Linked DNA regions of Homo sapiens: region 1 is linked to region 2. A link is an interaction called in ENCODE POLR2A ChIA-PET data of the cell type or tissue named here. Cell type or tissue: PC-9. All regions are shown on one strand. Each heading gives the region's core, and the rest is flanking DNA. Links, peaks and the distances in the headings are about the cores only. Region 1 holds the start of LOC124902311 (a long non-coding RNA gene). Region 2 holds the start of LRRC26 (leucine rich repeat containing 26).

What was found. Peaks named below come from ENCODE experiments on the same cell type or tissue, not always from the same donor. Only the 100,000 strongest peaks of a DNase experiment are listed, where the experiment ranks them.
Region 1: POLR2A ChIA-PET joins it to region 2 with 5 read pairs; 2 of 35 experiments call an interaction of 5 or more read pairs at or near these places.

The regions. Positions count from the first base shown.
Region 1 is chr9:136,573,529-136,581,859 of GRCh38, forward strand. LOC124902311 (a long non-coding RNA gene) reads right to left here and starts at 4,149. Exons shown (of 2, transcript XR_007061866.1): 1 at 3,696-4,149; 2 at 2,024-2,436. RefSeq lists enhancers at 1-367, 1-439, 3,102-3,221, 5,262-5,788. In PC-9, for the core only: no CTCF peak of the experiment used is centred there; DNase peaks (open chromatin) are centred at 2,913 and 4,573; H3K4me3 peaks cover 909 bases; H3K27ac peaks cover 1,636 bases.
Region 2 is chr9:137,165,587-137,173,893 of GRCh38, forward strand. GRIN1 (glutamate ionotropic receptor NMDA type subunit 1) reads left to right here. Exons shown (of 20, transcript NM_007327.4): 20 at 1,825-3,170. The coding sequence ends at 1,941. LRRC26 (leucine rich repeat containing 26) reads right to left here and starts at 4,465. Exons shown (of 2, transcript NM_001013653.3): 1 at 3,685-4,465; 2 at 3,172-3,599. The coding sequence starts at 4,357. The coding sequence ends at 3,268. TMEM210 (transmembrane protein 210) reads right to left here and starts at 6,470. Exons shown (of 4, transcript NM_001282477.2): 1 at 6,354-6,470; 2 at 6,055-6,190; 3 at 5,828-5,857; 4 at 5,272-5,578. The coding sequence starts at 6,441. The coding sequence ends at 5,389. It overlaps MIR3621 (microRNA 3621), which reads right to left and starts at 3,684; the gene lies at 3,600-3,684. It also overlaps LOC124902315. RefSeq lists an enhancer at 2,104-2,968 and silencers at 2,738-2,857, 3,088-3,197, 3,438-3,957, 4,118-4,177. In PC-9, for the core only: no CTCF peak of the experiment used is centred there; DNase peaks (open chromatin) are centred at 3,975 and 7,745; H3K4me3 peaks cover 2,241 bases.

The DNA of each region.
Region 1 (8,331 bases), core at 182-8,181, 590 kb before region 2:
TGCCACACACCTGTCATCCCAGCTACTTGGGAGGCTGAGACAGGAGAATCGCTTGAACCCGAGAGTTGGAGGTGGCAGTGAGCTGAGATCGCACCACTGCACTCCAGCCTGGGGGACAGAGCGAGACTCTGTCTCACACATACAAAAAAAAAAAAGAGTGGGGGAGCATCTTTTTGCATGTTTATGGAGCATTTGTTTTTCCTTTCGTGTGAATGCTCTGTTCGTATTCTTTGCTTTCCATTTTTTCCCTGTGCTGGATTATAACCTCATTATTGATTTGTTAGAGCTCTTTCTAAATGAGAGAATTCAGCCCTTCGAGGGGGATAGAGTTCACAAGGAATTTCCCCGCTTGCCTAAACAGCAGACTTTGACTTTGCTTAATGTGGTTGTTGCTACGCAGAAATTTTATTTTATGGAGTTGAATTCATTTATTTATGTATTTGAGGCCGAGTCTTGCTGTGTCCCCAGGCTGGAGGGCAGTGGTGTGATCACGGCTCACTGCAGCCTCTGCCTCCTGAGCTCAAGCGATCCTCCCACCTCAGCCTCCTGGGTAACTGAAACCGCAGGCATGTGCCATCACGCCCAGCTAATTTTTGCTTTTTTTTTTTTTTTTGTAAAAACAGGGTTTCTCCATGTTGCCCAGGCTGGTCTCAAACTCCTGAACTCAAACGTCCACCCGCCTCGGTCTCTTAAAGTTCTGGGATTACAGGCATAAGCCATCGCGCCCAGCCTATGGAATTGAATTTATTTTTAAAAATTTATGTGTTGGATTTTTGTATTTTGCATCATGCTTAGGAAGGTCTCGCCTCAAGCTTCTAAAGATGCATCTTCTGTTGCTTTCTAGACTTTGTGGTTTTATTTTTTACATTGAAATCTCAGATCCATCTGAAATTTATTTTGGTATGAGGTGTGAGACATTCAACTTTATTTTTTCTGGATGGCTCCCCGGCTTCCCAGGTGTGGAGGGGTTTTTGAATGATCTGTTTTTATCACTGATTTGACATTCTGTCTTTGTCACATGCCACATTCCTTATCTGTTTGAGTCTGTTTCTGGACTCGGCGCCGTTGGTCTTCGTGCCTATTCTTGTGCCAGTATCACTCTGTTTTAACCACTGTGGGGATTTTTTTGTTTTGTTTTGTTTTTTCTTGAGACGGAGTTTCGCTCTTGTTGCCCAGTCTGGAGTGCAGTGGCGCGATCTCAGCGCACTGTAACCTCCGCCTCCCAGGTTCAAGTGATTCTCCTGCCTCAGCCTTCCAAGTAGCTGGGATTACAGCCATGCGCCACCACCATGCCTGGCTAATTTTTGTAGTTTTTGAGTAGAGGCGGGGTTTCACCATGCTGGCCAGGCTGGTCTTAAACTCCTGACTTCAGGTAATCCGCCCGCCTCGGCCTCCCAAAGTTCTGGGATTACAGGCGTCAGCCACCGCGCCGGGCCACATCCTCCCTTTCCTAACACCCATCTGTGAACAGGCCTCGCTCTGCCACTGCTCGGCCGAGTCTGTCCTCATGAGGCAGCTTTTTGTTTTGTTTTGTTTTGTTTGTTTGTTTGTTTTGAGACAGAGTCTCGCTCTGTCACCCAGGCTGGAGTGCAGTGGTGTGATCTCGGCTCACTGCAACCTCTGCCTCCTCAGTTCAAGCAATTCTCCTGCCACAGCCTCCTGAGTAGCTGGGATTACAGACATGCACCACCACGCCTGGCTAATTTTTGTATTTTTAATGGAGATGGGGTTTCACCATCTTGGCCAGACTGGTCTTGAACTCCTGACCTCAGGTGATCCACCCACCTCAGCCTCCCAAAGTGCCGGGATTACAGGCCTGAGCCACCGCGCCCGGCCCTGATAAGGCTGTTACACCTCAGCGTCCGGGACACAATTTGGTTACTTAGAACATCAGCAACGGAGCTGTGCTGCTCTACAAAGATCTCAGCGATGTCTGATCCAGCCCCCTGTGGTACAGATGGGGAAACTGAGGCACAAAGCAGCAGCGTGATCTGTGGAAGATCACAAAAGGAGACAGGGGGTGTCAGGCACAACCGTCAGCACCGGAGTTTATTGGGCACCTCCGAGGGGCCGGGTGTAGGTGGAGTCCGAGGGGCCAGGTGCAGGTGGAGGACCTGCCGTTGTTGTCTGGTTTTACCCTCTCTCGTAAGGCTGGGCCTGAGTCCTGGCGAGAAGGGCAAGGCGCGGAGAGGCAGTGGACTGGCCTGAGGCCGCACCACCAGCGGGGCGGGGAGGACCAGGTCTGGAGCCGGGAGGTCTACACCTCTGGGGTCTGCTGATCTCCAGCTCTGCTGGCCTGCAGTGTTTTGGCTGCTGGCCTCTGCTGGGAGCTGGGGGAGGGTGGGGTGGCCTGGCAGAGGCCGAGGAGCCCAGCCCCACTTGAATCCAAGGCCGCGTGTCTGCAGGTTGGGGGTATCAGGGAGCAAGTCCAGCCACCTGGAAGAGGAGCCGAGGCAGAGGCTGAGGGTCCAGACAGAGGCCTCCTGCCTGCCCAGCTCTGCCAGTCGCTGTCACACACCGATGCTTGCAGAGACATAACAGGGTGTGGAGGTGACCGGGTGGCCTGGCAGGACCCCCAACAGGCACAGTCACCCGGGATCCGGCAGAGGACACCTTGTCAGGGCAGGCCTTGTGTGCAAAAACAGGTGCCGCGGGCCCAGCCTGCCCAGCCTGCCCAGCCTGGGGCCCGGACTCCACAAGATCTGGGGCTGCACCCAGCCCCCTGCCAGCCCCCTGCCAGCCCCCTGCCAGCCCCCTGCCTTCCCTCCATTTTCACCACCACATGCTTCTCTCTCTCCTCGTTCAGTCTCCCTCCCAAAGCTTCATTCCTGCCCGTTCATCAAGCCGTGTTTGCACATGAGGTGCTGTGCCAGGCCAAGGACCTCACTGCCAGCTGGGCCTGGCAAGGAGAGGGGAACTGACTCATCCTGGGAGCCCAGGGTGGTGGGGCTTTCCCCACTTGGGCCAGGGTAGTGGTGAGGAGGCTGTCTCCGGAGAGGCTGAGGTGAGGGCAGGAGTAGCGAGAAGATTTAGGGTCGTGGCAAGGCTGGCCTAGGCCCTGTGGGGTGGCAGGAGAGGGCAGAGCCCGGGACTCGGGTCCCCACTTCCAGCGGAGGCTGGGCTGTCAGGAGGGCCACACCCTCATCCACTCCTCAGTGCCCCCTCGTCCACTCCAGAGGACACAGTGGTCCCTGCCTCTTGGCCTCCCACCCTTGGCTCACAGCGCTCTGCTGGGAACTCCCCTCACTCCCCTTGAGTAACTGGGGGCCTTTGTTCCCCAGAGCAGTGAGCCAAATGGTGAATGGTGGCCCCCAAGAGCCATGTCCACCTCCCAAGTCCCGGAACCTGCAGATGTGCAGATGGAAACTTGTTTTTTTGTTTGTTTGTTTGTTTGTTTTTGGAGACAGACTCTCACTCTATCCCCCAAGCTGCAGTGCAGTGGCACGATCTCGGCTCACTGCAACCTCCGCCTCCCGGGTTCAAGCGATTCTCATGCCTCAGCTTCCTGAGTAGCTGGGATTACAGGCATCCACCGCCACACCCGGCTAATTTTGGTATTTTTAGTAGAGACGGGGTTTCACCACATTGGCCAGGCTGGTCTTGAACTCCTGACCTCAAGTGATCCGCCCGCCTCGGCCTCCCACAGTGCTGGGATTTCAGGTGTGAGCCGCCGCAAAGCCCAGCTGGAAACTTACTTGGAATTAGGGTCTTCGCAGTTGTGATCGAGGTAGGGATCTCCAGCAGATGATATTATCCTGGAGTACCTGGAAGGGCCCTAAATCCAGTGACAGGTGTCCTTCTAAGAGGTAGAAGAGGAGGCACAGACACAGAGAACAGGAGGCCACTTGGCAGTGGCGTGTGGAAATCTGAGTAGACAGTGGCTGAGGCTTCCCCCGTGCCTGTCGGCCCCATCCAGGCTCCAGGAAGAAGGAGGTGTCTGTCCTTTTCTCTCTCACGCTGTGTCCTCAGCACCTAGAACGTAACAGGTATTTGTCTGCGGATGGACACAAAAAGAGGCGAGACTGGATCAGAGATCCCAGCGAGCAGCGCCCAGGCTCCAGGGCCGGAGGAGCTGCGGGGCTCGGACAAACCCCAGGTGCTGGCGGCATCACCGCGGGCTCCTTTGACTTCAAGACCCATAAGTGTAAGGCCGGGTGCGGTGGCTCACGCCTGTAATCCCAGCACTTTGGGAGGCTGAGGTGGGTGGATCACGAGGTCAGGAGATCGAGACCATCCTGACTAACACGGTGAAACCCCGTCTCTACTAAAAATACAAAAAAATTAGCCGGGCGTGGTTGCGGGTGCCTGTAGTCCCAGCTACTCAGGAGGCTGAGGCAGGAGAATGGCATGAGCCCGGGAGGCGGAGCTTGCAGTGAGCCGAGATCGCGCCACTGCACTCCAGCCTGGGCGACAGAGCGAGACTCCATTTCAAAAAAAAAAAAAAAAAAAAAAAAAGACCCGTAAGTGTTCCCAGTCTTCCAGAAAATGCTGATTGCATCTAAAGAAGTAATCCCATAAACTGGAGGTAAATCTGCGCAAGAACGCGGGCTTTGGTTAAGATGGTTTTGGACAGGTGGAAACCAGCCAGCTCTGACGGTTCCAGCATGGGAGTGTGTGGCACGTAGGCATCCCTATCGTGACCATGCAGTCATCGCGCTGCGCTGCTGGCCTGGCACCTCCCGGATACCAAACACCCAGACAGCACCTCCTGCTGAAATCCCCACAAACACGGCCGGGGGACACTGAGGCCCAGAGGGTGGGGTGTGGGGGTGGCCTCGGGGCATGAGCCAGGCTCTGGGCCCCTCCCCACACCGGGGCTAGCTGGCTAGCTATTTCTCTTCCTGAGTGATGAGAACTTCGAGGCAGGGACGTTCTCTGAAAAGCCAGATACAACCTGAGCCCGCTGTGGTGCAGCAGTCGAGCCGCCGGGCGCCCCCACCGCTGTGGCCCAGGAGCCCTGCGCTGGGGAACCCTGATTTCCTGGCGGGAGGCTGTGTCTGTGGGACTCTGATTCACAATAGCGGGAAGATTCAAAGTGACAGGGTGAGGCTGTCAGTCCCAAGCCATGTCCCCTGAGAACACCATCAACCTGGAGTGTAAAATGTGACAAGGAAGAGGCTGGAAGGGGCCGCCCTCCCATCCCACTCCCCGGGGTCCGTGGGGCAGACCTTCACCTGCAAGTTTGCAGCCTGGACCAGGCAGCTTCTCAGGAAGCCCAGCCGGGAAGCTCTGTTGGGGAGCACTCTCCCCACCCAGCAACGTTCAGGGGCCTGGCCTGGGGCGGGGCCTGTAGTCAGAGGTCCCCGAGGCTGGGGGCCCACATGAGCCCAGCAGGGACTGCCATTCCCAAAGAAGTTATTTTTATGCCATAAGTGCTTGTGGGAAAGTGAGGGGGACCCATGGGAGGCAAGGGAAACATTGAGACCCCAGTCACGGGCAAGAAGGAAGGAACTGTTTGCTCCAATGAGGCTGCGCCCACCCCAGCCTGGGGAGGGACATGTGGGCGGGGCACCACAGGAGGAACAAGCTGGCCTTCTCCCACCTGGCTGAATGCCAGGGGTCAGGGGGAGGGTGGTGGCCCCACATCACAGGGCCCCTGGTCCTCCCAGGGGATGTGGCTGGGCGCTGGGGGAGGGGCTTGGAGCTCCACACTGGGGCCAGGCGCCTGGCCTCCGAAGGAGATGTGGGGTCTCTGGGACCCTCACCTCTGCCTTTAGCTCCGATTCAGGGCTCATTCTGGCCACTGAGCATGGCCGGGGATGGGGGCCCTGCCCCACACACTGGGTGCTGAAATGAGCCTGTTCAGACAGGACCCACGCAGTTTGTCTCCCTCAAAATCCAGGTGCCTCCTTCAGTTCCCAGCTGTGTTGAGCCACCTGGGGCCCAGGGCAGCCCTGGCAGGGCAGGGATGGTGTCTGCCCAGCTCTGCCTTCGGCCAGGCCCCCAGACCGTTTGAGGCTTCAGCCTCAAACCGGGACCTCCAGCAGGGTGAGCCTCCTGCAGGCAGTGCTCTTCCCCTGCGCTCACCTGCAGCCTCTGGGGCCCAACCCAAGACCCGCTTAGAAGGTAGCACATCCTGCTGGGAATACCCGCCCCTGCCTGGGCCTCCCCTCCCTCACCCCTACCTCTCCTTCACTCAGTCACTCGCTCGCTCACTCATTCACTCACTCCTTCACTCAATCACTCACTCACTCACTCATTCACTCACTCATTCACTCATTCACTCACTCATTCACTCCTTCGCTCATTCATTCACTCACTCATTTACTCACTCATTCATTCACTCACCCACTCATTCACTCACTTGCTCATTCACTCACTCACTCATTCCCTCACTCATTCTCTCTCACTCCCTGACTCATTCACTCACTCACTCATTCCCTCACTCACTCATTCCCTCACTCATTCCCTCACTCATTCTCTCACTCACTCCCTGACTCATTCACTCACTCACTCATTCACTCACTTATTCCCTCATTCATTCACTCATTCACTCACTCATTCACTCATTCACTCGTTCACTTACTCACTCACTCACTCGTTCACTCACTCATTCACTCACTCACTCACTCGTTCACTCATTCACTCACTCACTCACTCGTTCACTCACTCACTCACTCACTCGTTCACTCACTCACTCACTCATTCACTCACTCATTCACTCACTCACTCGTTCACTCACTCATTCACTCACTCACTCGTTCACTCACTCATTCACTCACTCACTCACTCGTTCACTCACTCACTCATTCCCTCACTCACTCGTTCACTCACTCACTTATTTGCTCACTCATTCACTCACTCACTCATTCACTCATTCCCTCATTCACTCACTCACTCACTCGTTCACTCACTCACTCATTCCCTCACTCACTCGTTCACTCACTCACTTATTCGCTCACTCATTCACTCACTCACTCATTCACTCATTCCCTCATTCATTCACTCATTCCCTCACTCACTCATTCACTCACTCACTCACTCATTCGCTCGTTCACTCACTCACTCATTTGCTCGTTCACTCACTCACTCATTTGCTCACTCACTCACTCATTCACTCACTCACTCATTCACTCACTCATTCACTCACTCACTCATTCACTCACTCATTCACTCACTCACTCATTCACTCACTCGTTCACTCATTCACTCACTCACTCACTCGTTCACTCACTCACTCACTCACTCGTTCACTCACTCACTCACTCATTCACTCACTCATTCACTCACTCACTCGTTCACTCACTCATTCACTCACTCACTCGTTCACTCACTCATTCACTCACTCACTCACTCGTTCACTCACTCACTCATTCCCTCACTCACTCGTTCACTCACTCACTTATTTGCTCACTCATTCACTCACTCACTCATTCACTCATTCCCTCATTCACTCACTCACTCACTCGTTCACTCACTCACTCATTCCCTCACTCACTCGTTCACTCACTCACTTATTCGCTCACTCATTCACTCACTCACTCATTCACTCATTCCCTCATTCATTCACTCATTCCCTCACTCACTCATTCACTCACTCACTCACTCATTCGCTCGTTCACTCACTCACTCATTTGCTCGTTCACTCACTCACTCATTTGCTCACTCACTCACTCATTCACTCACTCACTCATTCACTCACTCATTCACTCACTCACTCATTCACTCACTCATTCACTCACTCACTCATTCCCTCACTCACTCATTCCCTCACTCACTCATTCGCTCGTTCACTCACTCACTCATTTGCTCATTCACTCACTCACTCATTTGCTCACTCACTCATTCATTCACTCATTCCCTCATTCATTCACTCACTCATTCACTCACTCATTCACTCGTTCACTCACTCACTCACTCGTTCACTCACTCACTCATTCACTCATTCACTTGTTCACTCACTCACTCATTCACTCACTCATTCACTCACCCACTCATTCACTCACTCATTCACTCACTCATTCACTCACTCACTCATTCCCTCACTCACCCATTCACTCACTCACTCACTCACTCATTCACTCACTCACTCACTCATTCACTCACTCATTCCCTCATTCATTCACTCATTCACTCACTCACTCACTCATTCACTCACTCATTCACTCACTCATTCACTCACTCATTCACTCGCTTACTCACTCACTCGCTCACTTACTCATTCACTTGCTCACTCACTCGCTCACTTACTCGTTCACTCACTCACTCCCTCGCTCATTCACTCCCTCGCTCCCTCACTCACTCGCTAACTTACTCATTCACTCACTCACTCACTCCCTTGCTCATTCACTCCCTCACTCACCCACTCTCTCACTCTTCAATCACTCACTC
Region 2 (8,307 bases), core at 1-8,000:
TCAGTCAGTCAGCCACACCACCTCTCGGGGCCAGGTCTGGGGCCCTGGGAGCCCAGCGTGGCCCCATCCTGGACTCCTCAGCTGCCGGGAGGCCACACCACTTCTCTGTTATGTCCCCGTTTCTCTCGCCTCTCCCAGAGGGGCCCGCCGCCCTCACTTCGCCCCTGCGACGGCCCTGGAGGGGGTGGCTGTGATGTCCCATCCCGTCCGTCTGTCTGGCCACTGGCCCCGCCCCCCAGACACCTGTCTCACCTGTCTCACCAGAGCCATGCGTGTTGCATCTTCATGTGGTCTCTGTGTGGGCCGGGGGCTGGGGGCCGGGCCTGGGTCCGTCTGGGTGGACGGCTGGGGCCTGGAGTTGGAACTGGCCCCGGCCACAGGGGACTGTCAGGCAGGGAGTGGGGTGGGACCAAAAGGGGTGGCTCCCACCCCAGGCTGAGCGGGGGCCCTGCAGGAGGTGTGGCGGCAGCTCCCAGAGGGTCTGAGAATGGGTAGGGGCGGCCCCACAAGCCCTGGCCTGCAGAGCCCAGGACGACACTGAGGTTCCCAGACAGGGAGGCCTCTGGAAGGGAAACGACCACCTCAGCTCCTGACCCCAGCAACCCCACAAGGCCCACCCCAAAGAGCCAGGCCTTCTGCCCTTTGGAGCCCAGAATCCCCCACCTCCTGCTCGGGGCAGCTTGTCCCTGTAGCGGATATGCACACTCGGACCAGAGGCCCCCAGAGCGAACCCAGCCTTGCTAGAGGCACCCCAGGCCCAGGCACCATGGTGGGGAGGGGCTGCCCAGAGAGGCAGCGGAGACCTCAGCCCCGTGGCCACCCTGCAGTCCAGGGACCAGTCTGGCCCACAGGAAGCCCCCAGCCCATAAGCAGCATCACCAGAGAGAAGCTTACGCCCGGGGGAGGAAGTGCGATTTGCAGCCACCTGCCCCTCAGTGCACTGGAAGCGGGGCAGACCTCCAGGGCACAGACAGGACTTGGCATCAAGCAAGCCAAATCCCGAGATGAAGCCACCAGGGTGCCCCAAGAGGGACCCATGAGGCCTGGCTGCTCAGCTTCCTGGGGAAGGGACTTGGCATGCAGGATGGGTGGACAGTGAGAGCCTGTAGGCCTGGGGGCCACTGGAGGCTCAAGGAGCAGGTGGAAGCACCATTCCTGGAGCCACCTCTGCTGCGGAAAGCGGGCAGAGCTGATGCTGCAAAGTCTGAGCCAGGAGTCCCGCAGGGAACAGGGAGGGGGAATAGCGCAGGGATCGTGGGCTGGGCAGGCTGGGGAAGAGGGGGTGTCCAGGCAGACAGGAGAAACAGCGATTTGGGGCAGGCAGCCACGGGGGGCAAGCACAAATGTCGTGCAGGTGATGGGCCACTTTCAGAGGGTGACACTGGGTCCCAGGGCCCTGCCTGGAGCGAGGCCAGGTGCAGCTCAGAGACCCTCATGGTGCCCTCCCAGGGACATGTTCCCAGCGGAACCCTCACCCGAGCCTCTCTGGGCACCAGGGACCGTCCTCTGGGGCCAGTTCTGGCATCACGTGGCATCTGGGGCTGGCCCCGCCCTGCAAGGCTGAACTGTGGGGGGCACTGCCAGCTGGGGGTCTGGGCAGGGGAGGGCAGCCCAGCTCCCACCTGGTCTCTGGGGCTGCGAGCTTATTCAGAGGGAGGCGTGGGTGGGGGGCTCCTTTGGGTAGGGTGGGGTCAGTCCGGCTGCGGAGATCCCCTGCCCCTGTCCTGTGGCCGGTCCGGGCCAGGGCGGCACTGGGCGCTGAGGGCTGGGGTCCCTGGCGGCCGGCGGGGCCAGCGGGTATTGATTGTTGGTTCTTATTTATAGAGCACCGGGGGTGGACGCGGCGCTTTGCAAAACCAAAAAGACACAGTGCTGCCGCGACGCGCTATTGAGAGGGAGGAGGGCCAGCTGCAGCTGTGTTCCCGTCATAGGGAGAGCTGAGACTCCCCGCCCGCCCTCCTCTGCCCCCTCCCCCGCAGACAGACAGACAGACGGACGGGACAGCGGCCCGGCCCACGCAGAGCCCCGGAGCACCACGGGGTCGGGGGAGGAGCACCCCCAGCCTCCCCCAGGCTGCGCCTGCCCGCCCGCCGGTTGGCCGGCTGGCCGGTCCACCCCGTCCCGGCCCCGCGCGTGCCCCCAGCGTGGGGCTAACGGGCGCCTTGTCTGTGTATTTCTATTTTGCAGCAGTACCATCCCACTGATATCACGGGCCCGCTCAACCTCTCAGATCCCTCGGTCAGCACCGTGGTGTGAGGCCCCCGGAGGCGCCCACCTGCCCAGTTAGCCCGGCCAAGGACACTGATGGGTCCTGCTGCTCGGGAAGGCCTGAGGGAAGCCCACCCGCCCCAGAGACTGCCCACCCTGGGCCTCCCGTCCGTCCGCCCGCCCACCCCGCTGCCTGGCGGGCAGCCCCTGCTGGACCAAGGTGCGGACCGGAGCGGCTGAGGACGGGGCAGAGCTGAGTCGGCTGGGCAGGGCCGCAGGGCGCTCCGGCAGAGGCAGGGCCCTGGGGTCTCTGAGCAGTGGGGAGCGGGGGCTAACTGGCCCCAGGCGGAGGGGCTTGGAGCAGAGACGGCAGCCCCATCCTTCCCGCAGCACCAGCCTGAGCCACAGTGGGGCCCATGGCCCCAGCTGGCTGGGTCGCCCCTCCTCGGGCGCCTGCGCTCCTCTGCAGCCTGAGCTCCACCCTCCCCTCTTCTTGCGGCACCGCCCACCCACACCCCGTCTGCCCCTTGACCCCACACGCCGGGGCTGGCCCTGCCCTCCCCCACGGCCGTCCCTGACTTCCCAGCTGGCAGCGCCTCCCGCCGCCTCGGGCCGCCTCCTCCAGACTCGAGAGGGCTGAGCCCCTCCTCTCCTCGTCCGGCCTGCAGCCCAGAACGGGCCTCCCCGGGGGTCCCCGGACGCTGGCTCGGGACTGTCTTCAACCCTGCCCTGCACCTTGGGCACGGGAGAGCGCCACCCGCCCGCCCCCGCCCTCGCTCCGGGTGCGTGACCGGCCCGCCACCTTGTACAGAACCAGCACTCCCAGGGCCCGAGCGCGTGCCTTCCCCGTGCGGCCCGTGCGCAGCCGCGCTCTGCCCCTCCGTCCCCAGGGTGCAGGCGCGCACCGCCCAACCCCCACCTCCCGGTGTATGCAGTGGTGATGCCTAAAGGAATGTCACGCAGTTTTCGGTCTGTGTCGCTTGTTGACGCCGGCAGACAGTGTAAAGGGAGGGCAAAGGCATGGGGGAAGCTTCGAGCGCTCCAGGCGGCCGCGGCCGCTCAGGCTTGGGCGGCAGCGGCGGGGCTCCCCGGGTCCGCGGGCGAGGCACAGCCGTGGGGGTCGGGATCGGGGTTCGGGTCTGGCGGTCTCGGCGGGCGGAGGGCGGCGGTGCGGAGGCGGCGGCGGCGCGCACGGCAGGCGGTGAGCCCAGAGCCCAGCGCCAGGCAGGAAGCCAGGCTGACGAGGAAGGAGGCCGGCCCGAGCGTGTAAACCACGGCCAGGTCCCGCAGGGCGAGCGGCTGCGCGCAATGGCTAAAGGCGGCGTCGGAAAAGGCAGTCAGGGGGCTGAGCGTCAGGCGTCCCGGCCACACGCAGAGCACCGTCTCGGCCTCTGTGGGACACAGACAAAGGCGCGGCGTCAGGTGGCGGCTGCCGCACCGCCCTGCAGACCCCGACCCGCGTCCCCAGCAGCTCACCTGACGCGGGCAGCGGGTGCCGGCGCAGCCAGGCGCAGAGCGGGCGCAGCGCGCACCCGCAGCCCCAAGGGTTGCCGCGCAGGTGCAGCGCGTCTAGAGCGGGCAGGCGGCCCAGCAGCCCCGGCGCGAGTGCCGCCAGCTCGTTGTCCTGCAGGCTGAGTGAGCGCAGCAGCGGGAGCGCGCCTAGCGCCGCGGGCTCCAGGCGCGCCAGCCGGTTGCCGGCCAATGAGAGGTTGCGCAGCGCGCGCAGCGGCGCGAAAGTCCCTGGTGCCAGTGCTTCCAGCTGGTTGGCGCTCAGGTCCAGCAGCTGCAGCGCGCCCAGGCCCCAGAAGGCTCGCACATGCACCGAGTGCAGCCCGTTCTCGCGCAGGTCCAGGCGCTGTAGCGCGCCCGCTCCCGCGAAGGCACCTGGCGGCAGCGCACGGACGCGGTTGTGGTCCAGCAGCAGCGCGCGCAGGCGCAGGCTCAGGCCCGGGGGCACGGCGGGCAGCGAGAGTGCCGAGCAGCTGGCCAGGCCTCCCGGCACGCACGTGCACACCTCGGGGCAGTCCGGGGCGCCCAGGGACCCCGAGGGCGAGGCCGTGGCCGACACCTGGGCCCAGACAGGCCAAGGCGACAGCAGCAGCAACAGCAGCAGCAGCGGCCGAGGCCGCGACCAGGAAGGGCCCCGCATGGGGGCAGCCCCCCCGCCCCCGGCACCCGCGGTGGGAGGCCCGCTGCCTGTGCGTCCCTGGAGCCCGTCGTCCGCGGAGCCCGTTCCTGCGGCGCCTGCACAAATATTAACTCTCTGGCCCGAGCTCAGGCAGTTCCTGTCCCACGGCTGGATCCACGCTTGGGGCGGGGGCAGGGCAAACAGCCAACGCCCGGCACCGCCAGCCACCTGTCCGGGAGCTCCAAACTACTCTTGGCTCAGCGCCGGCCACAGCGCTATCAAGACCACCTCACCCCGCCTTGTCCACCACCGGGCGCCCGCCGAGCCCTGACCTGAGCAGCAGGACACCGCCCACCTGCACCCGCCCAGCTCACGGCTGCAACAGGCGCCCACACGCAATGCAACCCAGAGGTCCTGCTCCTCACCCGTCTCGACCCCACCCAGGCTCCGCAAAGTGATCCCAACGTGCACATGCGGAGTGGCCCCCACGCAGGGATGGTCCCATTCCCATGCTGGATAGGGCCTGGGTTGGAGACAGGCCTTGGGGTGGAGGGAGACAGCACACCCGAGGCAGGAGAGGCGTGCCTGCCCCACCCCTCCCCCCCAGGACTCTCCTGGGATAGAGGTACAGACCAGTGCAGTGGGGCAGGGGTATCAGCCCAAGTCCTGCTGTTAAACCCAGCGCCCTTCACAGTTGCCAGTTGCAGGTCCTGTTCTAGGGGCTTTCCAAAGCTGGGTGCAGGAAGGAGCCGGGCTGACCAGCTGTGGCAGAGAAGGTGGAAACATTAGGGGTATGGCTTACTGCCAGGGGGCAGAGGAACAGGGGAACTTGCTGTGGGGCCTGGGCACTCTGCTTTGATGAGACCCATATGCGCGTGCACCCCCCATGATGCAGCCGTGAGGGGTGTGAGGGCCTGCAGGGAGGACGGTGCACAACCACTAAACAAGCTTTAATTCCCCTCCCCCAGCTGCCCTCAGGAGGGCCTGCAGGGAGGACAGTGCACAGCCACTAAATACGCTTTAATTCCCCTCCCCCAGCTGCCCTCAGCCCTCTACTCAGGTGGTAGGGGCGGGGGTGGTGGCGGCTCCTCTGAAGAAGCCTCCATGGGGATGGCCACAAGGCTCTGATCCTCTAGTGGTGGCACCAGGGAGACCTCCAGGTCAGCGTCCATTAGCTGGGACTCCACGTAAACCGGGTGCAGGTCCATGAGATCTTCCTGGACCCCAAAATTCTCCACCAACCTGCATGACGGGCCGGGTCATCACGAGCTGGTAGAGTCCTTGTTCCCCCAGGACAGGCTGGCGTCTGGGACAGTGCACCCCCACAAAGGGCCTCCCTTGGGACAGCACACCTCCTCTTCCAGGGACAGCACCCCTCCTCCTCCAGGGACAGCACCCCTCCTCCTCCAGGGACTCCCCTGGGATAGCTCCCCCCGCCAAGGGCCTCCCCTGAGACAGCGTGCCTCCCTCGAGGGCCTCCCTGGTGCTCACCTGTTGTCCACTTGTCTCGGGCATGTTTCACTGAGGGGACGAAGGCCAACATGAGTCCTGGAACAGTGCTGGGCCCCCGGAGCTCCCCCAGCACACGCCTAGGAAACGCCATTCCTACCCCAGGTGACAGCCCACCCAGGGGGTAAAGCCCTTCTTGCAAGACCAAGGGCCCAGGGCAGCCAGCCTGGCCTCACTCCCATCCTCTCCCGGCCCCAGGGTTCACGCACCCCTTGGCCCGCAAGACACCAATTGCCACGATGACGAGGGCACAGAAGCAGCTGGCACTGATGCCCGCCAGCACCACAAGGAGGGCGATGAGGGCCTCGCGGCTGAGGCCAAGGCTGCATTCACAGTAGGTTCCAGCTGCAGAGACAGGGCCACATGGCCATGGGCCGGTCACCTGCCTGCAGAGGGCCCCCAAGTCTGCCCCTGCCCTGGTAGCCACCAGAAGGACACCAGAGCTCCCACCTTGCCTGGGGAAGGGGAGCCATGGCTGGGAGTGGAGTGCGGGGGCAGGAGGAGGCACCTGCAGCAGGGATGAGCAGAAGGGACAAATATGTGAGGCCCAAGGGGCCACCACGCAGGCAGGACACAGGCCAGGGACCGGGGGCCATGTCCAGCCCTGGCCCCACTGCACACCTCTGACGGAACTGTTGGAAGGTGCTGACTTCACAGTAGGACTGTGAGGTGGGGGTGGGGGGGCTCACAATGCCAGTGTGTCATTTGCCCTTGGGCACCGCAATTCAAGGAGCCATGGCCAAGCAGCTCTGGGAATGGGACAGGTAGGGTGGGCAGAGGCCTGAGAGCCCAGCCAGCTCAGGCCAGCTCTGAGGCAGAGGCAGCAGTGGGGCTGGCCTGGTCTTACGGGCAGTCCTTCAGTGGTTTCACCGTGTTAGCCAGGATGGTCTCGATCTCCTGACCTTGTGATCCGCTCGCCTCGGCCTCTCAAAGTGCTGGGATTACAGGTGTGAGCCACTGCGCCCAGCCAAATCCTTCACAGTGAAAGGGGGTGGGCAGCACTCCAGGCCCCGATGTGGGTGCGGTGGCCTGGCAACCTTGCAGGGTGGGCGGCAGGCAGCCTCGGCCTCAGCTCCCTCCCAGCATAAGGGCTGCGGCAGCTCAGCATGTGGGCTGGGCTCCAGCTGGCTGTAGGTCACCTTCCTCCAGGGCTGGGGCAGGAAGGGGCCAAGGAGGGCTAAGGGGGTGGGCTTGCACCCATCCTCCCTCCCCACTGCTTCTGGGAGGGTCTGGCTCACGCCCTGGCAAAGCTCAGGTCAGAAGGGCTGCCGGCACCCAAGGGAATCCCCCATCAACTTGGAAAGGTCTGGGGGACACTGGCCACCCCTGTCTGAGCAGGACCCCAAGCCCTGCCTCCCAGACATCCCCCAAGGCTCCAGACTAAAGGTGTCACTGAAGTTGGAGCCCCCAGGAGCTTTCCCCTCTGCAGAAAAGACAAGCGTTGCCCAAGGAAGTCGACCGCAGGCCGGCATGGCCAGGGTTGCTTTCAGCCTCCTCCCTGCACCTGCTATTCCAGGCTGGGAGAGAGGCCCCTGCCCTCCCAGCCTCCCCTCCTCTGGACCTGCCAAGCAAACCGCCAGGCAGCAAAAGGAAACACCTGCCCCACAGCCAACGGAGGCCAGGCCTTCTGCCAGCTCAGGACACATGGGACACGGGGGGTGGGGGGGGTGGGCACAGTCTGGCCCCAGTGGCCCTGGGCACCAGGGACCCCCTCGCCTGTTGACAGGCACCCTCCTGCTGGGGTCCTCCGACCTCTGACTTGCCGAGTGACACCGTGACCCGAGATGCACCCTTCGCCCTTGTCTTCAGGACACAACCAGAGATGGAATCCACAGGACACAGAACAAAAGGTGTACCAGAGCCAGGCTGGCAGTGACACTCGACAGGCCAGCCCAGCAGGTTTGTATCCTGGTTAGGACAATGGCACACCCAGCCTGGGGCCAGGTGGTGGCCACAGACAGCGGGATCCAGGCAAGGCCACCTTGCTCTGAGGGGGCATCAGAGCAATCGGGACCATCCCACCAGAATTCAGGAGAGGGGTCCCTCTTTTTGTGACAGCAGCACAGACAGCCTTGGAGTGAAGTGGAGCAGGTGGCAGGGCCCAGGGCTAGAGGGGAGATACCGCACAGGCGGAAGCAGCCCTCCTTGGCGGGGCAGAGGCCTGATGGGCACAGGCTGTGCATCTGGCGCCTGCCTAATCCCGGCCACTTCCTCCTTCAAGCCCTGAGGCAAACAAGAGTTCTCCAGAGCAAGGAGGGTGCAGGAATGTCCACTGAACGGGACGGCTCAAACAGGCCAGAGCTGGAGAGGTGGGAGGGTGCTGGGCGGCAGCTGCAGGAACCCACGACAATGGACATGGGACCAGCAAGGGCATCAGGCCAGAGCTGGAGAGGTGGGAGGGTGCTGGGCGGCGGCTGCAGGAGCCCAGGACCGTGGACATGTGGGAACCAGCAAGGGCATCT